Linked DNA regions of Homo sapiens: all the other regions are linked to region 2. The links are chromatin contacts, found by Hi-C or POLR2A ChIA-PET in ENCODE. All regions are on one chromosome and are shown on one strand. Each heading gives the region's core, a stretch centred on a gene start or an enhancer-like site at or near the end of the contact. The rest is flanking DNA. Distances are from core to core; before and after follow the strand shown.

Region 1 (2,700 bases), core at 52-2,551, 3.1 Mb before region 2:
AAACAGAGCTGTGCAAAGAACACCAGCTTGAGAATAAAGTGAATGTCATTGGAATTCCAGTTCCCTCACTGCTTCACTTTTGACCTCAGGAAAGGTTTGAATGACTCCAAGTCTGTTTCAATGTCTGTAATACAAACAAAAGTTTTATTTGAATGATCTATTGCATTCCTCTGCAATTCTTTGATGGTACATACTGAAACACGACTGGGTTGAACAGATGTGTCCTTTAAGGAAAAGAGAAGCTCATGATGCTGGTGAGAAAAGAATCAAGAATCAAAGGGGAGACTTTTCTGAGTCATTCATCTCTTAGCAGTTATTTGCTGAGGGCCAGGTCTCTTATATAGTTATTTAAGAAGTACTGTCTAGTCAACATGGCACATGTCAAACTAGGCTGTATATTTGGGCAACATCATCCCCTTTCAGTGTCATTTTTCTCATCTAAATTGGAGGCTAAATATCAACAATTGTAGGCTGGCTTTGAAAAGTAAAGCTAATGTTTGTAAAGGGAAAATGCAGTCTTGGGTATATAATAAGCATGTTAGGAATGATAGCTATTATTATCATTACATTAATGACAAAATACCAAACACGGTCACAGAACTGTACCAGGGCAGTGGAACACTGGAGGAAAAGAAGAGAGGGACTACCTATACTTTGAAAGAGAGTGAAAATGAGTGCTGTGGTATGAGCTGTTTTTTCTGAAAAGAAAAGGGAAGCATAAGTTTCAAGAAAGATTGTATATGAACAGGCACATACAATCTGAATAAAAATATTAAAGAATACTTGAAGAATGAAAGTAGACTGGATAACTGAAATGAAGAATGAGAGTAATAAGAGATAATCCTATAACATAGATAAGGACCAGATCAGGAAGGGGAAGAAAACTGATAATTGTTTTGTACCCTATTTACTACACAGAAACCTAGGCATATTTAATTATTTACTTTTCAGAACCACCCCACAAATTAGGTGTTTTGAACCGCATTTTACAGTTGAGAAAGCTGGCCTTGGGAGTCATTTAAAAGGTTTACATATTATTCTTTCAGTGATAGGGAGCCTCTGAGAGCCTTTAAGCAGGTGAATGACATAAATTATGCAGTTACCAAGAAAGCTGGCTTCCCTGGAGATCCTTACAGAAATGAGGCCACACAGCTACCTTACAGATCTTTTCAAACAGCATGTCAGGAGCCACATGGGTGAAGCAGGAAGCAGGAATGACTGTCAGCAGAAAGGCTAGGCTTGGCTGGCTCCAGCTGGGGGAGGGATCTCTGGGGAGACCTGTCATCCAGGGCTGCAGGCTTGTTCCATATCCTCTTCTTGCTCTTCCAACAGACTTTCCCCTGCCAGATACAGGTCCCACAGGATGACTGCAATGAGCTCATAATTGTGGGGAGAAAAGTTAGTCTGAGCTAAATCACTGCTGTGGAACAGAAACAACCTTGACTCAGAACAGCTGTTTCTGAAAAGTGTACTCAGAGCTTTCAGAACAGCTTGTAACAACCCGGAGTAAAGAGCTTGGGCAAAAAGAATGTGCGACAATCTATGTGAAAATAGAAGTATGATCAAAACCCAGAATTTCAGAGTGGAGACTGAAAGAGAGGTACTAAGGTACCAAAGGGAAGCCTATCTGGGTTTGGAAAATTTGGTAGCAGAGATTTCTTAATATGTGACTGAGTAGCTTATGCCAAGAGGAAAACATCATAGAATGGCTCTTCTATGCCTGCCCCCAGCTGCCCACAGCTGGAAGCTGTGATGAATCATAAAAGACCTCAGAACTGGTTCAACACCAAAGAGTTTAGTCTTTTCACTGTCTTTACATTTGGGGAAACTGAGGCTCAGAAAAGTAAATTAATCTAGATCAGCTAATTGATTTGCTAATTGATTTACTCATTGAGACCCCAAAAATTTCAAGATGAAGAGGAATCAATGAATCTTAAATCTAGCCTGATTTTTGTGGTCAAGATCACCCTTACTTATCTCTGAAAATATTACAACAATGGGAAGTTAAGAAGAAAGAAATGTCAATGGTTCATGGTTATCAAAAGGGAGCAGCTATATCCTGGGCTCCTATTGAGTTAAGGATAGGGACAGGAATTAGACAAGCTGGGTGGAAGGGATGCAAAGATTCTGGGTTGCACCTGGGCCAGGGTGTGCCAGGATGTTAGCCCAATGGCCCTTCAGCTGGACGTGGGTGTTCTTCTACCATAGTGTACCTATGAGTAACAACACACCAACAGCTTCTACTGAGGATCCTGCATATTCTTTTTGGTATCTTCATATATAATATCTATAAATGAAGAATGAGACTATCATAATGTGAAACTATATGATAGGGTGAATCTTGGTATTTATTTAGAAAAGCATACAGGAGGTAGCTAATTGAAACAATTTTCTTTCTTTTATTTCTGTAAACCATCTCTTTATGCTATTACTTGACTGCTCTGGATACTGAAAAATGATTTCTGATTTAGTCCCAAAACATATGCAGTGTTTTCATAAATTAACAACTCTAACTTATAACAACAACAAGCACACTGGCCACATATAACATGATTGAGGTCTAGATGTTTATCCAATCAGAGTTTAAGGTGAAACTCCACTCAACTGATTTTATAGTTAATAAGGGATTCAGAAAGATGAAAATTCAGAACCTCCCATGTTCAAATGAAAGTATGAATGTTTGAAATAGAGACAGCTGTT
Region 2 (2,700 bases), core at 48-2,547:
AAAAAAACCCATCATGGTGGCAGCAACCGCTCACTGGAGTGAAGAAGTTTGACTCTTTACTGTGGGAAGTCACTACACAGCTGCACAACGTCAGGGGGGCTGGATCCCCTCCTTTATCACAGGGTGACAAACACTGCCCTGGCACAGTGTGGGGAAGGTGGGCCCCCAGCTTCCAAGGCCATCAAGCCCCTGACCGCCAGCCCTGGATGGCCTCCACATGCAGGTGCAGGAGAGGCTGGGCCCCAGCTCTGAGCTCCACCAGGCTCTCCAAAGGGTCTGAGGGTCTCAGTGCCTGGCATCCTGTAAAAACCCTGATCTTAGTGACTGAAACACTGTGAATTTCCACCACCAAAAACTCACAACCCAAAACCTGCCAAGTTTCAGGACACCGAGGGGCCTCCTCATTAACCTGGTGAGAGGAGGCCTCTGTCTACCTCAGTGCTGTCATCAGGAAAGCAGCAGAGTGGGTGGATTTGAGTCAGGGGAGTCCTCAGTGGGAGAAGCACTGGGCCTGGAATGGAGGTCACCTAGTCCAGTGACTTCCAAGCTTACTATTTTTATTATTTTTTAAGCTACAGGAGGCTTTGTTCAAAGAAACTCTGACCCAGAAACCCAACATGGAAGCAGGCAGAGCAGGACACTTTTATCTTCAGGTGGCTGGGGGAAAGGAAGGCTTCACAAGGTGCACACTAAAAACCATGGGCCTACTGTGACTGACGCCATGCTCCACAGGACAGCAGAACGGCTCAGGAGCTGCCTCCAGAATCATATGGCAACTAGTTCAACAGAACTGTGATAGACTTGGAAATGCATGTTTTGAAGAGCTGTCATTCACAGCAGCTTGAAAAAGCCCCCACTGGCCAAATCTGGAACAATCTGAGCGGCAAAATAAACAATAATAACAACGGATTTTAACTCATTGAATAAAATAAGAATTCATGAGCCCATTCTAATACACACACAGAGATAAATAAACAGGAAAGAAGGAAAAGTTATGTGTAGCACAATGATACATAGCTACAGCAGTTCTGTATAGTTAAATGATAAATGTAGAAGGAATTATGGAATTAAATCATCGCATTCAACACCCATGACAGAAACAACCGACTGTGCCAAGAATCTGCAATGGGTCCTAAAACCAGTCATGAGTTTGATGTGAAATAGCATACTGTATTTGCATAATCTCAAAGTATCTCCCCACAGGACACTTACAAAGAACAAAATAGTAACTTAGAGGGGAGAAACCCAGCAGACATCACCATAAGCAAGCGATCATTGTCAATATCACCGGTAATGACTCAGACCCACATCATGTGCCTCCCAAGGGGATGCACCTAGAACTCACCATTTCCGCAGTATTCCTTACAAAACTGCAAAACTTGCAGCTAACCATGAGGAAACAACAAACAAACTTAAATTAAGGGAGATACTACAAAATAACTGGCTTCAAGTAACTGAAACATAGAGTTTGTGGTCCTTCTTGGAGGAACAAAAAAAAAGCAAACAAAACATTCAGGCCTTGGGCCCCATTGGAGATTTTCACTTTTACGTTTTTGAGACAGGGCCTCACTCTGTGACCCAGGCTGGAGTGCAGTGGCACCGTCACAGCTCACTGCAGCCTTGACCTCCTGGGCTCAAGTGATCCTCCTACCTCAGTGCACACCTGCAGTCCCAGCTACATAGGGAGATGGGGTCTCCCTATGTTGCCCAGGCTGGTCTCAAACTCCTGCTTAAGCCATCCTACTGCCTCGGGCTCCCAAAGTGCTAGGATCACAGGCATGAGCCACCACGCCCAGCACCCATGAGAGATTTTCAGAATGATTCATCAGGCAGCTCATTCAACTGCACCAGCAGCCTCAGGGCAACACCTGCCCACCTAGGTGAGGCAGGGCCTGGTCACCCACACCTGCCACTCACCCCACACCTGCTACCCACCCCACCCCCACTTCTCAAATGGCTAGGCAAAAGGAGGCCTGGCACCTTGACTTCCAAGTTGATGTCCCAACCTACTTCCCTCTGCCATTGAAGGTGAAGCTGCCCACTCAAGGGAGGATGCTAGGCCAAAGCAGGCATAGTGCACGTGTCCTATACCCATACCCTGATCATCATGACAGGCCTGTTTCTGAAAATCTAAGTCTACATGAAATGTCTATACACAGAATCCTTTTATATGCCCCTGGTAAGAGCACATCAGAGCCTCTTCCTCAGCTAGTTGCAAACAAACGTGGAGAGTCTGGGCCCAGTCTACACTAGTATTCCCAATGTGAACAAGAACCCAGGGAGTCCAAGGTGCTGTGCCTCCAGACCTCAGGAGGACTGGGCTGGGCCCTGTGGCCTCCCTAGATCAGCAAGGTTGAAGCAAACCACCCAGCAATCCATCAGTGCACAGGCTCGCCTGCCAAGCCCATGGGGTGAAAAGACTTTTGCTGTGGGAGACAAACACCTAAAGACTTGTTTCTACATGTTCAGGGCACTGCTGCATGTAAGACACCGAGAATGAGGCCGTGGAGACAAACACCAACTCAGAGTGGGACCTGTGCCTGACTCAGGGAACTCAGAACATGACTCCCTTCACTAAGTGCAGTCAAGTAGGTGCTGGAGGGCAGAGAGAAGGAGGTGGTGGTGGTGGCAAGCTGGTCAGGAAATGCTCCCTAAAGCAGCTAGTTTAAATTTGTACTAGATGAGGGCAGCACATCTAGA
Region 3 (2,818 bases), core at 1-2,500, 3.7 Mb before region 2:
GAATGTCTTTGAGTCGGCTTCCCATCTGTGAAATGGGCACAGGACTATCTCTCTCACAAGCCTGTATTGAGGCATGTATGAGAAGCCATCTGCACCAAGGTGCTCACACAGCTCTTAAAGGAGGTGGGGCCACAGGTGGACTTTGATGTTTAAGACAGTGATGAAATGAGAAGACACTTCAAGTACAGGGTCACCCTGAACAAGGCCTGGAAGAGAGGAGCCTCTGCCCAGGGCAGGCATGGGGGAAAGTCTGACCACAGGTGCAGGAGGCTCAGATGCCACCCATTCACTGGACACGTGACCTGGGCTGAGCCATGCGCTTGGCTCCAGGGACACAGAAGACACTGTGCCTCGCCTCAAGGAGCTCCTGTTGGTGGAGGAAGCTGTGCAGACAAGTGACTGTCTCACAGCATTGTAAGTGCTGTCTATACTGAAGGAAGGGGACGTAGGTTGCTCAGTCAGAAGGTGGGGGAGGGAGGGGACACTCTGCAGAGATGGAATAAGATTGGGTCGGAGATGGCCTGGCATGGTAGGCCAGGTCATGGTGGGCTTCCTGGACCAGCAGAGGAATCAGACTGGCAAAAGGGAGGCCGGGGGATCCTTCAGCCGGGTAGAGACTGATGACAGGAATGCTTTGGGCTCCTTTTCCATCAGAGTGGGTCTGAGTTCCCTTTAATAATGGTGCATGGGTGCCTGAACACTTGCTAGGCTCTGGCCTCAGATGGTGTCAGAGGGTTCAGAGCCCCTGGGCCTATGAGAGGTGGTGGGTAGGAGGAATATTTTTCGGAAGAAATTAGGATGTTTCCCATGCACCCTGATGAGCCTCTGCCTGGGCTGCTCTCAAACCTCCACTCCCAAACTGAGGGAAGAGAGATACCCTCTCATATTGTTTTATATTGTTTTATACTCAGTACCTCTTTTAAGAAAAAACAAGGAAGTAAAACCAAAGACAGGCAGCCCGGCGCCAGGCCTGAAACCAGGCCTGGGCCTGCCTGGACTAAACCCAGTAGTTAAAAATCAACTCATAACTTAAAAACCAATGTTATTCATAGATTCCAGACATTGTATAGAAGAACATTGTGAAACTCCCTGCCCTGTTCTGTTTCTCTCTGACCACCGGTGCATGCAGCCCCTGTCACGTACCGCCTGCTTGCTCAAATCAATCACGACCCTTTCATGTGAAATCTTTAGTGTTGTGAGCCCTTAAAAGGAACAGAAATTGTGTATTCAGGGAGCTCAGATTTGAAGGCAGTAGCTTGCCGATGCTCCCAGCTGAATAAAGCCCTGCCTTCTACAACTCAGTGTCTGAGAGGTTTTGTCTGCGGCTCACCCTGCTACATTTCTTGGTTCCCTGACTGGGAAACGAGGTGACTGACGGATGGCCGAGGCAGCCCCTTAGGCGGCTTAGGCCTGCCCTGTGGAGCATCCGTGAGGGGAACTCCGGCCAGCCTGAGTGACGTGATCCAAAGAGCGCTCCCGGGTAGGCAATTGCCCCAATGGAACGCCTTGCCAGAGCAGCGTGTAGCAGGCCCCCACGGAAGATTAACACAGTGGCTGAACACCAGGAAGGAACTGGCACTTGGAGTCCGGACATCTACAACTTGGTAAGACTAGTCTTTGGAACTTGCCCCACTCCATCTGAGTGGAAGCGTGGCCTGATCACCCACAGTGTGCCTGTATTGGCATTTTGTTCTGGTTTTGACTTGGCTTGAGTTGGTAAGACTAGTCTTTGGAACTTGCCCTACTCCATCTGGGTGGAAACATGGCCTGATCACCCACGGCATGCCTGCATTGACACTTTTGTTCTGGTTTTGACTTGACTTAGATTGTGTGATACTTTGGTTTTAGTTTTGACCTGGCTTGGATTTCTGGATACTCTGATTTTGGTTTGGTGTAAACTGCAAAAGTGTGTGTGTGCCCTTTTTACCTGTTTTTTGTTTTGTGGTGTGTGTGTGGTGTGAACATGGTGTTTTGTCTTGAAGAAGCATGGGTCAGGCAAAAATAAGCCCACCCCACTAGGAACTATGTTAAAAAAAATAAAAATTTCAAGAAAGAATTTAAGGGAGATTACGATGTTACTGTGACACCAGGAAAACTTAGAACTTTGTGTGAAATAGACTGGCCAGCATTAGAGTGGGTTGGTCATCAGAAAGAAGCCTGGACAGGTCCCTTGTTTCAACGGTATGACACAGGGCAACCTGTAAGCCAAGGCACCCAGACCAGTTTCCATACATAGACAGTTACAGCTGGTTTTAGACCCCCTTCCCCTCCACAGTAGTTAAAAGAACAGCAGCATAAGCAGTTGGGAGAGGCAAGGAAAGACCAGCAGAGAAAAAAAAAAAAGAGGCCATCTATACCAATTCTAAGTTAATTTAGACTAAACAAGGTCTTATTAATAGCAAAGGATAATTGAAATCCCAAACTTACAAGGTTTTCAACAAAAGTGAAGTTTGCTAAAAGTTAACAGCATAACATATATTGTGGTAACTTCTAATCTTGTGGCCTTAGAGAGTCTAGTCCAAAGACATAAAGAAAGTTCGCTTTAAAAAAAGGAATGGTTATCTTCAAAAAAAAAAGCGGGGGGGAGGCAGAATTTATGTAAAAAGAGTGTTATATGGTAAATTCTTGTCCTGAAATAAATTAACTGGTTGTTTAAAGAAAAAAAATGTTTGTAATAAGTCAGAAAGTTGAGGCATGTTGAAGAATTGTCGGCGAAAGTTGTGAAAGAAAAAATGTTATAAAAAAATTTATGCAAAAAAGCCTCCTGAGTACTACTATTGAAGAAACAGTTTATGTGCAAGGTGTATAAAAATAGTAA

Evidence for each region. A loop is a pair of places that touch in the nucleus more often than their neighbours do. ChIA-PET counts read pairs that join two places held with the same protein, here RNA polymerase II (POLR2A). Pooled maps may share reads with other maps.
Region 1: a pooled map shows a loop between it and region 2 (8-fold over the local background). The contact joins two enhancer-like sites. A Hi-C loop is called at or near these places in 2 of 37 single-sample maps with no recorded cell type and 3 of 50 pooled maps.
Region 3: a loop to region 2 is called in a map with no recorded cell type, with 8 times the contacts of the local background. The contact joins the promoter of CERNA2 here to the enhancer-like site in region 2. A Hi-C loop is called at or near these places in 6 of 37 single-sample maps with no recorded cell type and 5 of 50 pooled maps. POLR2A ChIA-PET finds 5 or more read pairs at or near these places in 1 of 52 experiments (activated CD8-positive, alpha-beta memory T cell).

What each region holds. Positions count from the first base shown.
Region 1 is chr10:83,538,737-83,541,436 of GRCh38, reverse strand. The region is part of intron 1 of LOC105378394 (a long non-coding RNA gene); the gene reads left to right. Among named protein-coding and RNA genes, the nearest start is that of LINC02650, 140 kb to the left of the region's middle. Within about 2 kb of position 1,301, at least 6 of the 41 ENCODE cell types and tissues checked have a DNase peak (open chromatin) inside an H3K27ac peak, as active enhancers do.
Region 2 is chr10:80,470,993-80,473,692 of GRCh38, reverse strand. The region is part of intron 1 of TSPAN14 (tetraspanin 14); the gene reads right to left. Among named protein-coding and RNA genes, the nearest start is that of TSPAN14, 18 kb to the right of the region's middle. RefSeq lists enhancers at 519-568, 1,201-1,430, 2,131-2,200, 2,211-2,450. Within about 2 kb of position 1,297, at least 15 of the 41 ENCODE cell types and tissues checked have a DNase peak (open chromatin) inside an H3K27ac peak, as active enhancers do.
Region 3 is chr10:84,170,508-84,173,325 of GRCh38, reverse strand. It overlaps CERNA2 (competing endogenous lncRNA 2 for microRNA let-7b), which reads left to right and starts at 1,250. Exons shown (of 2, transcript NR_134505.1): 1 at 1,250-1,604. RefSeq lists enhancers at 6-55, 876-1,115, 1,466-1,515, 1,430-1,931.